Regions from separate parts of the Homo sapiens genome. Here region 1 is linked to region 2. A link is a contact called in ENCODE Hi-C or POLR2A ChIA-PET data. All regions are on one chromosome and are shown on one strand. Each heading gives the region's core, a stretch centred on a gene start or an enhancer-like site at or near the end of the contact. The rest is flanking DNA. Distances are from core to core; before and after follow the strand shown. Region 1 holds the start of ESS2 (ess-2 spliceosome associated protein). Region 2 overlaps CLTCL1 (clathrin heavy chain like 1).

The links. A loop is a pair of places that touch in the nucleus more often than their neighbours do. ChIA-PET counts read pairs that join two places held with the same protein, here RNA polymerase II (POLR2A). Pooled maps may share reads with other maps.
Region 1: a map of K562 shows a loop between it and region 2 (4-fold over the local background). The contact joins the promoter of ESS2 here to the enhancer-like site in region 2. A Hi-C loop is called at or near these places in 4 of 168 maps with a recorded cell type or tissue (K562, cardiac septum, heart left ventricle and 1 more) and 6 of 50 pooled maps. POLR2A ChIA-PET finds 5 or more read pairs at or near these places in 5 of 52 experiments (CD8-positive, alpha-beta T cell, H1, K562 and 2 more).

Annotation. Positions count from the first base shown.
Region 1 is chr22:19,142,028-19,148,098 of GRCh38, forward strand. It overlaps ESS2 (ess-2 spliceosome associated protein), which reads right to left and starts at 2,624. Exons shown (of 10, transcript NM_022719.3): 1 at 2,479-2,624; 2 at 699-867; 3 at 511-606. The coding sequence starts at 2,613. It overlaps GSC2 (goosecoid homeobox 2), which reads right to left. Exons shown (of 3, transcript NM_005315.2): 3 at 4,966-6,071. RefSeq lists an enhancer at 1,693-2,199.
Region 2 is chr22:19,214,762-19,220,888 of GRCh38, forward strand. CLTCL1 (clathrin heavy chain like 1) reads right to left here. Exons shown (of 33, transcript NM_007098.4): 18 at 5,124-5,246; 19 at 1,350-1,495. Among named protein-coding and RNA genes, the nearest start is that of SLC25A1, 39 kb to the left of the region's middle. RefSeq lists an enhancer at 2,957-3,694. Within about 2 kb of position 3,355, at least 5 of the 41 ENCODE cell types and tissues checked have a DNase peak (open chromatin) inside an H3K27ac peak, as active enhancers do.

The sequences.
Region 1 (6,071 bases), core at 1,374-3,873, 73 kb before region 2:
TGTCTTGTGATGAAAAACCAAAGCCAGGCTGGAAGCCACAGAGCACCAGTGGTGTTGTGACTTCACACTGGCAGGTCAAGAAAAGTTTCTCTGAACAGGTAACACCTATGCAGAGATCTACAGGAAGAAACACAGTGAGCCATGCAGTTATCTGGGAAGTGACCAACATGAAGGAAACAAATGGAGAGGCCCTGAGGCATCTTCAGGATAGTAACAAAAGGGGCCTTCCAACATCCATGAAGCCCACAGGGCAGGGCTGGAACACAGCAGAAAAGCCAGCAAGAGCTGGTGAGAGTCCCATTTCACAGAGGCGAGCCATGTGTGGGAGCTGGACCCAGATGTTCTACCACCTAGACCAATGTCCTTTGACTTCACAGGCTGCTATTTACGCAAGACCCCTCAGGAACAAGATGTGGCCTGCAGCCCTCTGGACCACCCCCTCAGGGCCTCACAGGCTAAGATTCCCAGGCAATCCTGACCATGTGACTTAAAGAGGGCACCCTCACTCACCATCCTCCAGGCCTCGGCCGCGGGGCCTGGGCTTGTTGCCCACCACTCCAGTGCCTGCATGCACCTCAGGGGTTTCAAATGTGGCTGGAGTCACATCTAGGGGAAGAGAGGGGGATAAGAATTAGAGTGAGCCTGAAGCGACAGTTCAGCAGGCTTTCCCCTCTCCGCCACCCACAGGGTCCTCATACAGGGTGGCGGGGGCTCCCGGGACATCTTGCCCAAGGCAGAGCCAAACTTGATGGCAATCTGGCGCATCCGTTCCAAGTCTCCATTCTCCTCGGCTTCCAGGTACTCCTTCTGTGCCTGGAGCTTCTCCACATCAGGAAAGAAATCCCTTTGGATGACCGTCTGGAGGCCCTGCAAGGAGAGATCAGAATGAAAGTCAGAGGCCAGGCGCGGTGGCTCACACCTGTAATCCCAACACTTTGGGAGGCCAAGGGAGGTGGATCATGAGGTCAGAAGTTCAAGACCAGCCTGGCCAACATGGTGAAACCCAGTCTCTACTAGAAATACAAAAATTAGCCGGGCGTGGTGGCAGGCACCTGTAATTCCAGCTACGTGGGAGGCTGAAGCAGAAGAATCGCTTAAACTCGGGAGGCGGAGGTTGCAGTGAGCCAAGATCACACCCCTGCACTCCAGCCTGGGCGACAGAGCGAGACCGTCTCAAAAAAAAAAAAAAAAAAGAAAAAAGAAAGTCGGAGCTGCAGTCTGGGTGCTCCTGCCTCACAGGTCCACTGCTGTACATGCTAAGGAACTTGCTGAACCTCCTTCAAATTCTACTTCCCCAATGACTGGGGCTGGATTGAGGGAGCTTGAGGGCACTTTCTAGTGGGGTTGAGCATCCCATATGGTAGCCATGCTGCAACCTCTAACATTACTAAACACTCTTCTGAAGTCCGTGAAACCCTTCTCTCTCGCCCTTGCTAACTGGTCATTCTCATTCTCCATTGCTGGCTCCCCACAAGCCAGACCAATGTGGGTGTTGTCACTTTCATTCCACACATGACTTTCTATTTCCAATCTAAACCTTTCTCCTGGCGGGGCATGGTAGCTCACGCCTGTAATCCCAGCACTTTGAGAGGCCAAGGCGGGCGGATCACCTGAGGTCAGGAGTTCGAGACCAGCCTGGCCAACATGGTGAAACCCCACCACTACTAAAAATACAAAAATTAGCCGGGCGTGGTGGCGGGCACCTGTAGTCACAGCTACTCGGCAGGCTGAGGCAGGAGAATGGCTTGAACCCAGGAGGCAGAGGTTGGTTACAGTAAGCCGAGATCGCGCCACTGCACTCCAGCCTGGACGACGAGCGAGACTCCGTCTCAAAAAATAAAATAAAAATAAACCTTTTTCCTGAGTAACTTCAGCCAGTCACTACCACAAGTTGAGATTCCCAAGTCTGCACCTCCAGCCAGACCTTGCTCCCGAGCTGCATATCTGGGCACCCAACCGTCCGTTAAAGCCATCCATCTACATATCCCAAAAGGTGTCCCGAATTAAACAGGTCTAAAACCAAACTGACTTCCGCCAATCCCCGTTTCAGCTCCTCCTTCTGTGTGCGTGTGGTGGGGCGACGCAGGTCCACTCACTCGAGATGCTGTCACAACTGCGGTCTCTTTCCAGGAACCCCAGCATTCACACTTGCTGCCACCGCTCTTTAGAAAGCCCTCTTTGCCACCATCCTTCCAGTTTGTCAAACTCCTACTCACACTTTAACAGAAAATCTTCTTTCCCTGACCCCCGTCCCATACAAAGAGAGCCGCTCTCTCTTTTCCCTGACAACACTACTACAGCCTCTTCCACCACAGACGTCTTCCTCTGCCCTGTTTACTTGACTCGTGGGACCGTCCACACCCGGCTCCTCCACTTCCACGAGGAGACGGAGTGTCAACACCCGAGAGAGGGAACCTGAGAGGAGCTTGAAGCAGAGGATGGGCCCAGAAGTCGCCGGCGTCCGCACCGAGGTCGTACCTCGATATACTCTTCCTCGTCCAGGACCCGCTGCTTGCTCGTCGCAGCCCCAGCCTCTCCCGCCTCGCGCTTCCTCGGGGGCCTGGACGCGGCGGGAAGCAACAAGGACGACGCTGATGCGCCCGGCGTCTCCATCGCTATCCCAGGAAAAAGCTCGGGCCCAGCAGGCGCGTCACAGGGTGGAGGGGGCGGGACTGCACCATTTGCGCAGGCGCCTCCAATAGTTGGCCAATGGAAAAGCTGTGGCTCTAGAAAGCCAGCCCGCGCTCCGTTCTGACGTCACTATAAATGCTAGACTTTATTGGAAATGTAGTCCTTGTCCTGCCCCGCGCTATTCATGCTTGTCAATGCTGTGAACACGAGGGGGTGCTGTGGAGGTGGCGGGGAGGATGCTATAGGGCGTGTTCTTCACGCGAGAAATTCTGGCTTTGCAGCGTCCAAAGGCCTTAGAATTCTAATTTCCCACAAATAAGAACTATGTATGCTTCGAGATTATTCTACAAAAATACAAACCAGGAAATTTACTTATATAGGAGTTTCAAGCTTTATGCAAGAAAAGGGCCTTAAAACAATTTTTTTTTTGAGACGGAGTTTCGGTCTTGTTGCCCAGGCTGGAGTGCAATGGCATGATCTCGGCTCACCGGAGTTCCCGGGTTCAAGGGATTCTCCTGCCTCAGCCTCCCGAGTAGCTGGGATTACAGGCATGGGCCACCACGCCCGGCTAATTTTGCATTTTTAGTAGAGACAGGGTTTCTCTATGTTGGTCAGGCTGGTCTCTGGATTACAGGCGTGAGCCACCGCACCCGGCCAAAACAATCTTTTTTTTTTTTTTATAGTTATCTAACAAAAGGTGAAAGAACAAGACAGTGGTTCGATTAAGAAATGTCTAAAGATTATTCTGTAATCCCAGAACTTTGAGAGGCCAAGACAGGCGGATCACCTGAGGTCAGGAGTTCTAGACCAGCCTGGCCAACAAGATGAAACCCCATCTCTACTAAAAACACACAAAAAAATTAGCTGGGCATGGTGGTGGACGCCTGTAATCCCAGCTACTCGGAAGGCTGAGGCTGGAGAATTGCTTGAACCCAGGAGGCGGAGGTTGCAGTGAGCTGAGATTGCACCATTGCACTCCAGCCTGGGTAACAAGAGCAAAACTCTGTCAAAAAAAAAAAAAAGATTATTGGGCCCCCAAATGCCAGAGTGGGCTTCCCAGAAGAGGGATCATTCTCATTCAAGACCAGGCACGGTGGCTCACGCCTGTAACCTCAGCACTTTGGGAGACCCAGGCAGGTGGATCACTTGAAGTCAGGAGATTGAGACCAGCCTGGCCAACATGGTGAAACCCCAACTCTACTAAAAAAAAAAAAAAATACAAAGTGGTGGTAGGTGCCTGTAGTCCCAGCTACTTGGGAGGCTGAGGCAGGAAAATCACTCAAACCCAGGAGGTGGAAACTGCAGTGAGCAGAGATTGTGCCACTGCACTACAGCCTGGGTGACAGAGTGAAACTCTGTCAAGAAAAAAAAAAATTAATATTCAAGTGAACCAGAAAATTGCCTCGGCATTTTTAAGGAATTTCTTCCCAAACGAAAGATGTGAATTGTGTTGGACAAATAAATTCCGCCCTGGAACAATTTAATACAATTTTGCTTTTGCAACATACAGGGATACCTTCATTCACTGAAGTGCAGCGTGCTGCTGCTGCCCTTGTAGAAGTGACAGTGCAATGGGGAAGACAGAGACACTTGTTAGATCATCACACAAACAGGTGTAAAATTGCAGCTGTGTCCGTGCAAGAAAAGAGTTTGTACTTGGGGAATCTTGACCTAGTTCGGGAGGTCAGAGAAGCTTCCCCAGGCAGAAAGTGATTGCAGATTCAAAAGACGAACAAACCGGCAACAGTCAGGTGGAAAGAGCATGTGCAAAGGCCTAGTGGTGGGAGGGAGCAAGGCAAGTTCTAAAGAAGTCCTTTGGAAATGCAGAGTGCAGTGAGGTGTGAGATGATGCCAGAGAGGCAGGGCCAGGCTGCACAGGGCCTTGTAGGGTATGGTGAGGTGGTTTGTCTTCATTCTGAATTGAAGGGGCAGGCCAGGCACAGTGGCTCATGCCTATAATCCCAGCACTTTGGAAGGCCTAGGCCGGCGGATAGTTTGAGGTCAGAAGTTTGAGACCAGCCTGGCCAACATGGCAAGACCTCATCTCTACAAAAAACTTTTCAAGTTAGTCGGGTGTGGTGGTGCCCACCTGTGGTCCTAGCTACTCAGAAGGCTGATGGGGGAGGATCGCTTGAGCCCAGGAGCTGGAGGCTATAGTGAGCCATGATTGCACCACTACACTCCAGCTTGGGTGATGGAGCGAGACCTTGTCTCAAACCAACCGACAAACAAAAAAGCAGAGCCAGTGTGGTGCAGGTGGACAAGATTAGAGACAGTTGCAGTGGTCAAGGTGAGAGGTGACGGTGGCTTACATCAGACTGGTGCAGTTAGAGCTGGAGAGATTCTGGGATTTATTGATTTATTGATAAACAGTAAAACTGACTTCCTGTCAGCCTGGGTATAGTGGATGATCAGGAGAGGGAGGGGTCCAGGGACCAGTTTCGGGTGGGCGGCTAGCTCTCTGGCTCATGTGCCTGGTTTGCACAGAAGAGCTCACTGTGGACAAGGTGACCTTAAGGAGTCTGTGGGCTTCAAGGGGACAGCTGGAGATAAATACCTGGCTCAGGGGAAGTGCCTGGCTTGAGATGTAAATGTGGCAGAAAGATGGGAATTGGAGTCTGAGGGTAAAAGATAAACCGGGAAGAGGGTGAAGATGAGAAGCGAGCGCCTGGGTGTGAGCGTGAAGGATGCCTATGTTAATAGCCTGCTGTGGGGGGTCAGCCTGCCAAGGAGCAGCTAGAGCTCAAGAAGCAAATTCAGGAGAGCAACACAGCCACTGAGCCCTGGAAGGTGGCGCTCCACAAGCTCTGATCGGGGCTCCCAAAACAATGACAGATGGCCATTCAACCAAGGAACTCAAGGGGCCTGGAGCCTGTGAGATGCGAGTGTCCCCAGCTGCAAGGGAGCTGACTGGGACACGGGCATGTCCACAGGTAGTCTGTTCAGTCCCCAAGGGCAAGACCAGGGTTCAGGGAGAAGGGCTTTGTGTGCATGCTAGGGGTGGAGGCGGGGATGCTAGGGACACCCAGCAGTGTCAGGGCAGTTCTGACTGGGGACACCATGCTTGCTTGGTGTTATCCAAGCTGGCCAGCCTTGGGGTGTCTGGGGAGCTGCAGCCCTGGCTTCTGCAGTCCTGCTTTTAGAGATGGACTTCATCTCTTGCAGGTAGAATGGCCCCATTCCCTGCAGGGCCTGTAAGGAGACAGAACGAGGTGCTCAAGCCAGCTGGGGGTGGGGATGTGAGATGCTTTGGACCCACTGTAGGGCCTACTTGGGGAATCTAAGGCTTCTTTCCACTGTGCCTTTTGCCATGGGCCAGGATAAAGAAGGGGAGGGCAGGCATCTTCCCAGGCAGCAGGGGCGGGGTCTCCCCAGTCCAACCTCCTCTTGCCCTACCCTAGGATGGCACAGATTGCTGTGAGGGAGTCCGAGCCCACAGC
Region 2 (6,127 bases), core at 2,105-4,604:
CCTCCACCTCCCAGACTCAAGCGATTCTCCCGCCTCAGCCTCCCGAGTAGCTGGGATTACAGGCACCTGCCATCATGCCTGGCTGAATTTTTATTTTTAGTAGAGACAGGGTTTCACCCATGCTGGCTAGGCTGGTCTCAAACTCCTGGCCTCCCAAAGTGCTGGGATTACAGGCGTGAGCCACTACGCCCAGCCAAGGCTATTTTTACCTACGCATAAAACTGTCTGGTGAAATCATCAATGAAAGAAGAGCACGAACTTGAGGTTACCTGCATGTTTGAGAAGCAAGTGTTTAAGAAGACAGCAGAGCTACAGCCACCTGTAAGTGCCTGGAAGTACACACAAACTAACAACTATCAAAGGAGGTTGATCAGACAGCAAGACAGAATATCGTAGCCACCTCAGGCACCTTAATCCTGGCATCCTGTCATTAGTCAGGGTTTATGATTCCATTAAATATAATTTCACATTCCATATGCCATTACCATATAGCATCTCCAAGTTTAAAAACACACACACAAATTCCTCTCTATAATACTACAGCCCTTGATAGCCTTTCTGGCCTACAAAATAAATCTCATAACTAAATCTTTACAGCTGCACTTATGATGTGAGTTGATTAAAATCTGACACAGAATCTCTGATGGTGAATTTTGAAGTGGAGAGGAACCCCAGGTGGCTGGCCCATGCGGAAGCACGCACTCTTACCTCTATGGTGCCTGCCCATGCAAAAGAAGCACGCGCTCCCACCTCTATAGTGCTGGTCCATGCCGAAACACACACTCCCACCTCTATACTGCCGGTCCGTGTGGAAGCGTGCACTCTCACCTCTATAGTGCCGGTCCATCGGAAGCACGCACTCGCACCTCTATAGTGCCGGGCCTGTGCTGCTGCCCCTGCCACAGCTCCTGCTCATCTGGCTTCTACATTATACTTCGGGCAAGTCTTCCCTGATACATGCCCAGATCTGGTTCTCCTGCCACCTTTCTCCAAGCTTTGTTCACCATGATTTGAAGAGTTCAACACATCCTTAGGCCACATGAGACCTTCATAAAATGCCAGCTCCCTTTCTCTGAGCATTGTGTTAAAGGACAGTGTGGGCCAGAGCAGTAAGAGGAGCGCAGGCTCCTAGAAAATGTGAAACTGAGGCTGGGCTCTGAGACAGGCAGGAGCTAATAAGGGAAGGGCTAGATTGAGGTAGAGGAGGTGGTAAGAAGATTGGCATGTCTGGGGAGCAGCCAATGGGCAGGCTGGATGGGTGAAGCGGTACGAGATTGTAACAGAAGATGAGTATCAAGCAGATGTTTTGAATCTGCCTGTGTCCACAGCTACCCCTGGCATAGCCTCACCTGTGCTCGCTGAAGACAGAGTTATCCAGAACTATCTTCTCCAGCAGTTCAATCAGTTCATTAGGCAGGTCGGCTGTCATAAAGGCTTTGACAGTGACCGAAATCTCTTCAGGATCCCGTGTTTCTGACAATGCTGTCTGTACCACCTGGTTTTAAAAAGCATTTGAAAGAACTTGATTAAAGTCAATTCAAGACTGTATCTTTGAAGCTAAACAGAAGGGAAGGACTCCTCCAAGATGGTCTGGAATAGACACAGAGAAAATGGGAGACTTCTTAATGTAACAAAGGAAGGGTTTTCAAAGTTAATTTCAGGAAATTCTGTTTGCTCTGTTTTGACAATTAGTTTTTCTCTCATATCAAATATGCTACAGACTCTTACTCAGCTCCAATGACCAGTGCACCAGGCATTTTGAAATGAATGTCTCCTTTTAGATTTGTCTCTTAAAGCCACTAATAGCAAATATGGCTCCACTTCTCTAATGAAGACACCGCAGGGGCTTCCAGCAGCCTCTTACTAGAAGAGAGCACTGCCACTGCTGTGGCACAGTCCACAGCCAGAGCTGTGGAGCCACGTGCCTTCACACCGGATGACACTCAGAACCACAATCTGAAGGAAAGACCAACAAAAGACTGGCTGTGCCACCCCTCCTCCAATTATAGGTGTCTCACATACAAAAACACTTACAAATAGGGTGGAAAGACAGTTTTCCAAAGAGTACATTTCCCATGCAACAGCAGTTTGGAACGCCAGCACTGTTCTCTTTGCACTTTGGACCAGGCACCTTCAGTGACTTCCAGAATCTAATATTTTTGCCAAGTTTCTGGTTCTCCTCAGGGGTGGGCAACAGCCGTGTATCAATGAGAGGGAAGAGACAGCTCTGGACGGTCTTTCATGGCTAACACAGCCCTCTGACCATGAACTTTCACCTAGCAATCTTGAGGGGCCTTAAAGGAACCTAGGGTCAAGGTCAGTCCAGTCCACCTTTCTGCTAGTCTTTGTGAACTCAATGGTACCATAAGATGCAAAAGTTCTACCTCTGTGGAATTTGTAGTAACTACAACAAGGAGGCTGAAGAGTTTGAGAACAGGAGCTCTCCCAGCAGCTAAGGAACCAAAAGGGTATGCCTGAGGGAAAGGGGCACCAGGACACAGCACAAGTCCATCCAAAGGAGAAGGTACACTTCCAACAGTGACATCTAACTGTCAATTCTTGAAAACCTTGGAGGCCGGCCGCGGTGGCTCATGCCTGTAATCCCAGCACTTTGGGAGGCCAAGACGGGCAGATCATGAGGTCAGGAGATCGAGACCATCCTGGCTAACACGGTGAAACCCCAGCTCTACTAAAAATACAAAAAAGTAGCCGGGCGTGGTGGCGGGCGCCTGTAGTCCCAGCTACTCGGGAGGCTGAGGCAGAAGAATGGCGGGAACCCGGAAGGCGGAGCTTGCAGTGAGCCGAGATCGCGCCACTGTACTCCAGCCTGAGTGACAAAGTAAGACTCTGTCTCAAAAAAAAAAAAAAAAAAAAAAAAGAGTTCGAGACCAGCCTGGCTAACATAGTGAAACCCCATCTCTACTAAAAATACAAAAATTAGCCAGGCGTGGCGGCAGGTGCCTGTAATCCCAGCTACTCAGGAGGCTGAGGCAGGAGAATCACTTGAACCTGGGAAGTGGAGGTTGCAGTGAGCCGAGATCACGCCATTGCACTCCAGCCTGGTGAAGAGCAAAACTCTGTCTCAAAAAGAGAAAAAAAAAAAAAAAGAAAGAAAGAAAACCTTGGAGCAACTTAAATAAATACACACAGGTTGTTTTAAGGGCAAAAATAAATTTCTACCATCTGTTTGAGTCAATACAGGATGCCCCACCTAAGGTTGCCTCAGGACACTGCTCTCAGTAAACTTTTCATAATGAGGTTCCACTCCAGACACTAAAAGCAGCCTCCCTCTGTTATTATGCGCTCTGGATTACAGGAGCATTGCAGTTGAATTTCGCACCAGGAGGTGGCTACAGATATCCAATTACAGCAGAGATAATGAAAGACCAGCAGCTCTACCCAGAAACAGGAAGACAAGAGGCCCCCGCTGGCTCCGGTATGGTGCAGTGTTAAAGTGGCCCTTCCCCAGTACCAACATGAAGTCACCTTCAAGGTGTACCAGGTGGCTGGACTATACCTGGAGAAATGTCTGATGTCTGGGAACCTGGATGTAGAACCCTAGTAGAATATTGTGTTGTTTAATATTTTTATTAGATTTGGATGGGTAAGTCCAAAGTTGAAACAGAGATTCAAAACAACATGACCTTCCATAAATCTCAAAGTATTTCAAAATAAAAAGTTTATTTAAAAAAGTAGTGGCACAGGCTTGAGGAAACAGTGGACAGAAAACGAGAGGATGAAATTCAGTAGAGATAAAGGTCAAATCCAGCCCTCAAGCCTTTCGAAAGCACTGGTCCAGCAGGTTGGCAATGTGTATGAGGGAGGTGGGAGTTTTAACTGGTCCTATTCTCAGGGCTGAAGCCACTTGTTGGACGAGGGTTTTGTTCCAACATTGGTCTTGCCCCACCCCTAAACAGTCTGCCTAGCACCTAGGGACAGTGCTGAGGGCAGCAGAGGCACTATCTGCAAATGTCTGTGAGGCTATAACTGGAGAGGAGGCTCTTCCACAGGGCTGTGGGAAGCCCTCCCAGAGGCCGAGGCAGACTCCCACCTGCCAGGCCATACCCAATAATGACCCCTGGCCCCAGCACTCTGCCCAGTCTCCAAGGAGGTGCTGGATAGTCACAGGGGCATAAAGAGCACCTCAACAAAGGGAAGTCAGCTGAGACAACCTTGAAAGCTACTTCACCTCTGTCCACGAGGGCTGAGCTGGGCCCAGCATGCAGGCATGACACCAGGTACTCTCTTCCTGGGCTGCATATCCCTGCTTTGGATCCAAGGGCCAACTCTATGCCCTTGGCCAGTTAACAGTTCCAAGTCAGCTTACCCTGGGGAATCAAGCTATTTTTAGGCAAGCTATTTCTGCAGGGGAGAAGGTTCGTAAGGACTAAGATGTTTTATTTATTTATTTATTTATTTATTTATTTATTTATTTAATTTTTTTGAGACAGAGTCTCACCCAGTTGCCCAGGCTGGAGTGCAGTGGCGTGCAGTCTCGGCTTTCTGCAACCTCCACCTCCTGGGTTCAAGCGATTCTCCTGCTTCAGCCTCCTGAGTAGCTGGGATTACAAGCATGCGCCACACAGTGTGTTTTCGTATTTTTAGTAGAGATGGGGTTTCACTATGTTGGCCAGGCTGGACTTGAACTCCTGACCTCAAGTCATCCACCCGCCTCGGCCTCCCAAAGTGCTAGGATTACAGGCGTGAGCCACCATGCCTGGCCTATTTATTTATTTTTTTGAGATGGAGTCTCTGTCTGTCGCCCAGGCTGGAGTGCAGTGGCACGATGTCGGCTCACTGCAACCTCCACCCCCTGGGTTCAAGCAATTCTCCTGCCTCAGCCTCCCAAGTAGCTGGGATTACAGGCGTGTGCCACCATGTGCGGCTAATTTTTGTATTTTTAGTGGAGATGGGGTTTCACCACGTTGGCCAGGCTGGTCTTGAATTCCTGAGACCTCAAGTGATCCACCCACCTCCGCCTCCCAAATTGCTGGCATTACAGGCGTGAGCCACTGCCCTCAGCCAAGATGTTTTAAATTAAAAATGAAACCAGTCACTTGAGCCACAATGATGATCGGACGGCAAAATGCAGGTGTGCAGACATACCCATCTCTGTGCCTCACCTGGTCAATTAGCTGTCTCCTGGATGGGTTGGTCTCCTCAAGGACGTGAGCCCAGAGCTCCGGATCCTTTCTGCATACCAGGTAGCGGGCCTCGCTTTTGAACAGAGAATTCTCATTGCACACCTGAAATGAGCACACTCATGTGTGTGACACAGCAGCCAACCAGCGGAAGCTGCTTGGGAGGACACACCCCAATTCGTTCCCTGTGTGCCTGATACTGGTTTGGTGGACAGTCAGGGCCCAGGCAAGACGCTATGCTTTGACATGGGATGAGCAGCATCCTACAGGGTTAACGATGGACTCAAACTACCTCAAAATGCCCTTTCCAAGTTTACAACAACTCCCAGGGATGTGCCACATATCTGGCCAGTAGGACTTCCTGCATTCAGGGACATGCTCTGTCTCCCATTCTGTCTGATACAGCCACTAGCCATGGGAGGCTACTGAGCCCTTGAAATGTGGTGCGTGACAGGAACTAAACTGGTAATTTTTAATTTAGTTAAATTTAAGTACTCATATGTAGCTAGCTTTAAACCATCTGTAAAATGTTATCAGAACAGCCTAGAACTGGTATAAAACAGCACAAACACTGCAATGTTTCAAGATCTAAAAACTGTAAACTGTGCTTTCACTGGTAGATCTGGAGACCTTTTTCTGAATGTTATAACAGATCTCCAAAACACCAACAGTCCACTGGAATGTTCTAGCGTGTGCAGCACTTGCTAAATCCTGGTGAGGATCAGATCTGTTGAGTGCCAGATGCCCGGCACAAGGCTGAGCGGCGTGCACACGTGCTTGCGGATGCAGCGCAGTCCGCCTGTGTATCACAGGAAAAGCCCAAGCAGGCTGGTGTGGCACCAACCTCACAGGTGCCCTATTCATGTCTGGATTTTTAGATCAAATGATTAGGTAGGAACAGTTCATACAATTCAACCTAAACATGTAATTATATGTGGATCCAAGCCTGGGCAGATGCAGGCAAAAGACCTGGGCAGATGTCTCAA